2 separate regions of the Homo sapiens genome follow, and region 2 is linked to region 1. A link is a contact called in ENCODE Hi-C or POLR2A ChIA-PET data. All regions are on one chromosome and are shown on one strand. Each heading gives the region's core, a stretch centred on a gene start or an enhancer-like site at or near the end of the contact. The rest is flanking DNA. Distances are from core to core; before and after follow the strand shown.

What was found. A loop is a pair of places that touch in the nucleus more often than their neighbours do. ChIA-PET counts read pairs that join two places held with the same protein, here RNA polymerase II (POLR2A). Pooled maps may share reads with other maps.
Region 2: a map with no recorded cell type shows a loop between it and region 1 (4-fold over the local background). The contact joins two enhancer-like sites. A Hi-C loop is called at or near these places in 3 of 168 maps with a recorded cell type or tissue (CD4-positive, alpha-beta memory T cell, PC-3 and naive thymus-derived CD4-positive, alpha-beta T cell), 7 of 37 single-sample maps with no recorded cell type and 10 of 50 pooled maps. POLR2A ChIA-PET finds 5 or more read pairs at or near these places in 5 of 52 experiments (B cell, CD4-positive, alpha-beta T cell, OCI-LY7 and 2 more).

The regions. Positions count from the first base shown.
Region 1 is chr14:65,178,383-65,182,099 of GRCh38, reverse strand. No RefSeq gene overlaps it. Among named protein-coding and RNA genes, the nearest start is that of LINC02324, 42 kb to the left of the region's middle. RefSeq lists enhancers at 1,962-2,051, 2,122-2,321. Within about 2 kb of position 2,084, at least 12 of the 41 ENCODE cell types and tissues checked have a DNase peak (open chromatin) inside an H3K27ac peak, as active enhancers do; they include B cell, where a contact is called at or near this core.
Region 2 is chr14:65,285,426-65,288,863 of GRCh38, reverse strand. No RefSeq gene overlaps it. Among named protein-coding and RNA genes, the nearest start is that of MIR4708, 48 kb to the left of the region's middle. RefSeq lists an enhancer at 1,231-1,470. Within about 2 kb of position 1,568, at least 6 of the 41 ENCODE cell types and tissues checked have a DNase peak (open chromatin) inside an H3K27ac peak, as active enhancers do; they include B cell, where a contact is called at or near this core.

The DNA.
Region 1 (3,717 bases), core at 835-3,334:
GGGGAATTCTCTGGGGTCAGATCTGGATTCCAATCCCCCCTGAGCCACTTACTCATTGTGTCACTTAGGGCAAGTGGCTTCATTTTTCTGCATTTTAGTTATTTCATCTTACTTCGTTAAATGGTAGCGACAATAATAATGCCTTCCTTGTATGAATATTGGGAAAAGCGAAAGGAGATGGGTAATCCATTAAAGTGTTTACTTAACCCAATGCTGGGCACAGACAAACAGTAGATATTAGTTATTGTTGTGTTATTGTGCATTTAGTGCGCTATATTAGGTGATCTTGCGAAAAGAGCAGAAATAGTCTCTGTCACTGAGGCATATGTTCCCAAAATCCCACTCTGCCTTCTCTGTGCTGACTCAAATCTGATTTAGCTCCAGCAGCTTCTCTGTGTAGTGGAAAGAGCTTGGATTTGTGCCCCAGCTCCATTGATCCCCAGCTCTGCACACATCATCTAACTTCTCTGAGCTTCAGTTTCCTCTTCTGCAAGATGGAGATGATAATAGAGACTCTGCTGACTTTGTAAGGTTGTGGTGAGGCTCAAATGTGACTATGGGTGAATTTTCTCCAAAAGCTGTAAAGTCATTATAAAGCAAAAGTAAAACCCAACCTTACAGGCTTCACTCAAGTCCCACCTTCTCCTACCTTTCTGTGAGAGAAATCCAACTCAAACTGTCTTAAGAGGGGGGAAAATGGATTTTCTTAGCTCATGCAACTAAACGATCCAGGAGTAAATTCTGGAGTGGCTGGAGCCAGGTTCTCAAAAGATGACATTTAGGCCAGGCACGGTGGCTCACACCTGTAATCCCAGCACTCTGGGAGGCTGAGGCAGGCGGATCACGAGGTCAGGAGGTTGAGACCATCCTGGCTAACATGGTGAAACCCCGTCTCTACTAAAAATAATAAAATTAGCCAGGCATGGTGGCACGCGCCTGTAGTCCCAGCTACTCGGGAGGCTGAGGCAGGAGAATGGCGTGAACCCAGGAGGCAGAGCTTGCAGTGAGCCAAGATCACACCACTGCACTCCAGCCTGGGCGACAGAGGGAGACTCCGGCTCAAAAAAAAAAAAAAGACATTTAAAAATCTGATTCTCTCTTTCTCTCAGCTCTGCTTTCCTTTGTATTTCCTTTGTGTCCTTCTGAAGACACCAAATCCTTAGAAGGCATCTCTTTGTGCTTCCCTGCCCCCATCTTTGCCATGTCATAGGTTAAGCCTGCTCAGACTTTAACCTATGAAGCAGGCTTAACCTATGAAGTGGCAAAGATGGCCACAAGCAGCTCTGGGCTTGCAAACTACCAGTTTAGCAATCCAGATAGAAACAGTCCACCATTCTCTCGACAGCTCCAGCAAGAGTCCCAGAAATGAGTCTCCATGGCCTGACTTGGGTCATGTGCCTGTCTGTGGCCCTTTCTCCCAAGGCCAGGAGATTGGAATATGCCAGTTGGCCAAGCCTGAGTCACATGCCCACTGTCTGGAGCCAGGTGATGAATCATTCCAGCTCATTCCAGCTGTAACCACATGAACAGAACGAGGAGAGGTGGTTCCCCAAAAGGAAAGCAAAGTGATGTTTCCAACGGAAGGGAAAAGGAGATACTGGACAACAGATTTTCACTGTACACAGATTTGACTATTGTATTTTCTGGTAGGAGGTAGGGAGAAGAAGTGAGAGCCAGAATAAAAAGTCCCAGAGAGCAATGAGACATTCAGTTAATACTCTGTAGTTGACTCAACACTTTGCATCCCTGGAACATTCTGCCTAGTAATATGGCTTCAGGAGAAAGGGTCCTGGGCCATTTTAGGAAGGGAGCCCTGCACTTGCTGAGAAACACAACTGTGAATGATAAAGGGAACGAGAACCCTATTTCCTGACTCATTAAAGCAAGAGAGTGCTTAATAAATACTACTTGGTGATAAAGTTCTGACAAGGCCACTCATCTAATAACCACAGTTCTGACTCTGATTCCTATTCTGCTTAAGAATCTACACGAGCCCAGACTTCAGCTGTCATTAACAGAGGTCATGTCGTTGGCAGGCTGCCTGTCACAGATTCCGTGCACAGGAGGGCAAATAGCAAATGGGGAACTCCGGACACCACAGGTGTTTCTCTCTGAGTCACAGCGCTTCAGCCTCATTCCCCTTCCCTGGAGAAGACTTCCTCCATTCCATCACTACTTCTACCTCCTAAATAGCACTTTTCTCACCATTTCATATTACAAAAGCATGTTATGACATGCTTATTTCAGGAAACTCAAATAAGAGCATGCAGAGTCCCCATATTCTTCTCTACCTTATTACAAATCATATCCTCTTCTAGGCATATACGAATACTGTATATAAGACTTTTAAAAGTGGGATAACACTGTTCCATGACATATATTGGAAATATGTTGTGGGAAGTCAGGGACCCCAAACAGAGGGACCGGCTGACACCATGGCAGAAGAACATGGATTGTGAAGATTTCATGGACATTTATTAGTTCCCCAAGTTAATACTTTTATAATTTCTTATGCCTGTTTTTACTGCAGTCTCTAAACATAAATTGTGAAGATTTCATGGACACTTATCACTTCCCCAATCAATACCCTTGTGATTTCCTATGCCTGTCTTTACTTTAATCTCTGAATCCTGTCAGCTGAGGAAGATGTATATTGCCTCAGGACCATGTGATAATCGCATTAACTGCACAAATTGTAGAGCATGTGTGTTTAAACAATATGAAATCTGGGCACCTTGAAAAAAGAGCAGGATAACAGCAACTGTTCAGGGAATAAGAGAGATAAACTTAAACTCTGACCGCTGGTGAGCCGGGCGGAACAGAGCCATATTTCTCTTCTTTCAAAAGCAAATGGGAGAAATATCACTGAATTCTTTTTCTCAGCAAGGAACATCCCTGGGAAAGAGAATACGCACCTGGGGGTATAGGCCTATAGACAGCCCCCCTAGGTGTGCCCGTCTTCTATGGTCAAGGCTGTAGGGGTGAAATAGACCCCAGTCTCCCACAGCGCTCCCAGGCTTATTAGGAAGAAGAAATTCCCACCTAATAAATTTTAGTCAGACCGGTTGCTCTCAAAACCCTGTCCCCTGATAAGATGTTATCAATGACAGTGGTGCCCGAAGCTTCATTAGCAATTTTAATTTTGCCCCGTCCTGTGGTCCTGTGATCTTGCCCTGCCTCCATTTGCCTTGTGATATTCTATTACCTTGTGAAGTACTTGATGTCTGTGACCCACACCTATTCGCACACTCCCTCTCCTTTTGAAAATCCCTAATAAAAACTTGCTGGTTTTTGTGGCTTGTGGGGCATCACGGAAACTACCGACATGTGATGTCTCCCCCGGATGCCCAGCTTTAAAATTTCTCTCTTTTGTACTCTGTCCCTTTATTTCTCAAGCCGGCCGACGCTTAGGGAAAATAGAAAAGAACCTAAGTGACTATCGGGGCAGGTTCCCTGAGAAGAATATCTCTCAATGCCCATAGATACCCTTCTGTAGCATTAAATTTAAGAGATTCAAGTTGGTGATTTTTTTAGTGGATGTACTATAAATTATTTATCCTTTTTTCTACTATCGGGTAGCTACATTGTTTACACATGTTACTATTATGATATTCTGTGGACTGTTTTAAAAATAAAATAAATGAATGGGGTTACAGTAGGGAGGTATAATGGCCAGTGTGGGAAAGACACAGCTACCAGGTGAGGTGGCTCACGCCT
Region 2 (3,438 bases), core at 319-2,818, 110 kb before region 1:
TCCATTGCTCCCTCTTTGCCAGTCAGCTCTCTTCCTTCTCTGAATCTACTTAGTTGCTTGACAACAGGGCCTGGGGATGGAAAGAGTCTTTATCTCTGAGAGCAGGCTTTCAATACGTTGCAGCTATTGTTTATAACGCCTGTGATCATAGGCACAGCCACATTATTATTATTATTATTATTTTTTGAGATGGGGGTCTGACTCTGTTGCCCAGGCTGGAGTGTCATGGCGCTCACGGCAACCTCTGTCTTCTGGGCTCAAGTGATCCTCCCTCCTCAGCCTTCAGAGTAGCTGGAACCACAGGCAAACATCACTGCACCCAGCTAATTTTTTGTATTTTTCGTAGAGATGGGGTTTCACCATGTTGCCCAGGATGGTCTCAAACTCCTGGGCTCAGGTGATCCTCCTGCCTCGGCCTCTCAAAGTGCTGGGATTACAGGCATAAGCCACCGCGCCTGGCCACAGCTGTCCCCCCAAATATTTCAAGTAGGCATCTACTGAGACTTAATACCCACACAACAACCTTATGAAAAAGTAGGCTTTATGTATGGGGAAGGTGAGGCACAGACATGTTGACTACCTTGCCTACTGTTTTTTTTCACACAACCAAAATATGGAGGCTCTGGGATTTGAACCCAGGGCTCTCCGACTCCTAAGTCCCGTTAGGAACCTGCACATTATTCCATTTCTATGAAGGGGAGGGAAAGAGCTCCTCACTTAAGTATACCAACAGTTCTCAAATCACTTGAAACTCACCAGCAGCCATGACCGTCCCCCCAGGGGAAGTAGGTAGCCAGATTTCACCTCATTCTACTTCTTTACCAGACAGAAAAATGGAGCAGAACCCAAACTGGTGGCTTGATAAGGGAACACTCAGAAAAGTAAAGGAAGTGGTGGTGCTGAAGCACCCTGCTGCCTCTTACCTCAAAGATCCTTCCACCAAACAAATACCACCCACCTTCGAAAACAGTCGTTGTGGTTGGAACAATGTCTGCATAAAAATAACCGGGCTTATCTTACTCAATCTTGCTTCCCTTCCTTGTCGGGAAAATGTCTGCCCTTCTGGTCTAGTCGGTGCAAGAGAGGCTTCCTGCCCGGTGTCCAGCACTGAGGGGGTGTCGCAGCTATGGTCAGCCTCCCTCTGCGGCCCCTGAAGCAAGCAGAGAGCGCCTCAGACCTCGTGTTGGGACCTGAGCGCGCAGCCCGGCTCCCAGGCCCCCAGAGGGCGGGTTCCTGGCTCCGCTCAGAGGCCTTTCAAGCCCCATTAGCCTCCAGCTCAGAGGCCCCTGGGCCCACCTACACTCTGGCCCCTGATGGGCTCGGATGACAACTCAAAACCCACATCCTGAGGGAATTCTGATGAAACCTTTGAAGGCTCCATGTCTTGGGGAAGACCAGGTGGGCGTGAAAGTCGGTCTCAGCGGAGACGCCCAGGGGCGCGTGGGCCCTAGAAAGGCCCGGCTGTCCCGAGCACGGCCTGGAGTGAAGCAGCTGGTGGAGAACACGGGCGCAGGTGTGAGCCTGGTGAAAGCGTGGGCTGCTCAGTGCTCTGTAGAGAGCAGCTGCAAACAGTGAGGAGGAGGCTCATGGTCTGGGCCCTCGCAGGGATGGGCAAGGCATGGCCCTAATGAATCTGGCTCCAAGCACACCCCCTCTAGCTTAAGCTTGGGGACTGGGAAAGGAGGAGGCCCAGGGGGCAGAGCTGAGAGGACATCTCAGGAGTTAGGGTTACCAAGCAACTGAAGAAGACGTAGGAGCAGCTCCTAGCTGAGTATGCCCGGGGTGCAGCACCGAGAATGCCTGGCGGGGAGGGTTGGGAGGGAGGGCTTGCCTTGCCCAGTCATACTTGGAACTTAGATCCTTGGATTTTAATGCTCTTGTGGAAGACATGAGACAAGATCTTGGACCGAGGAGGTGAACATCTGTTGCATTTTATCCAGTATATTCCTGTCTTATAGTGAGAGACTATTTAAGAATATTAAGTTCCCCATATTGATGTAAAGAGAAGTCCGAATGGACTCTTTAAAAAATTTTAAATGTATGTTAAACTTTCCATCATGGAACATTTTACCCACCGCCCTCCCTCCCCATCACCTGGATTATTTTGAAGCAAAATCCAGTCATCGAATCATTTCGCCCATACATAGTCCAGTCAGTATCTCTAAATTTTAGAGCTGTTATTCTCAGCCCAGGACAGTTTTGCCCCCTAGGGGACATTTGGCAATATGTGGAGACCTTTTTTTGTTTTTACAACGTTGGGGGGAGGGGGTGTGCACCCAGCATCTAGCTACTGGAAGACAGGGTAGAAACAGGGCTGCTACGAAACATTCTGCAATGCACAGGCCAGCGCCTCACGACAAAGAACTACATGGCTCAAAATAACAATTGTGACAAGGTCGAAAACCATGTTTTAGAGTCTAAAAGAGAAGAACACTCTAAATACATCACTACAATATTGTTAGCATTCATAAAAACAATAATTCCTTAATATAGAATATCTGATTAATATTAAAATTTCCCCGATTATCTTGTACATTTAAAAAATTTGGGGTTTAAATCAAGATCCAAATAAGACTCATACATTGCAATTGGTTGATATATTTCTTTTTGTTTTTTTCCTGCATCCAATCATCCATTATAGTTGATATATTTCTTAGGTCTTCTTGAATCTACAGGTTCCCATCCCTCTTTTTTCCTTTTATTTATTATAAAACAGATTTATTTTTAATTACAAAAGAGTACACGACTACATTCCTGACATCAAACTTGAAACATACAGGTAAAGCAAACATTTCCTACCTATGACAGTCCAATCCCAGTCCTCTCCCCAAAGAACTCATTTATCAAAATTGTGTGTGTATTGGTTAAGATTATATTCAACTGGCCGGGCACACTGGCTCACGCCTGTAATCCCAGCACTTTGGGAGGCCGAGGTAGGTGGATTACCTGAGGTCAGGAGTTCGAGACCAGCCTGACCAATATGGTGAAACTGCGTCTCCACTAAAAATACAAAATAGCCGGGCGTGGTGGCGCATGCCTGTAATCCCAGCTACTGGGGAGGCTGAGACAGGAGAATTGCTTGAACCTAGGAGGTGGAGGTTGCAGTGAGCCGAGATTGCACACTGCACTTCAGCCTGGGTGACAGAGCGAGACTCCATCTCAAAAAAAAAAAATTATATTCAACTACATGTTTCAAAAAACATAATAATAACAAAAGCTTTAATTTTATTTATTTTTCAGAAAGATAAGCCAAGGAATAGGCAGTCCAGGGCTAATATGGCACCTCCATGAAGTTTTTAGGGTCCCAAGTTTCTTCTAGCTCCCTGCCCTACCATCTGTGAATGTGGCCCCCATCCTCATGTAGCACAATGGCTAATGGAGAACCATCCCTCTTATCTATATTAGGACTAGGTAGCAAGATGGAAAAGTGGAAGGGTG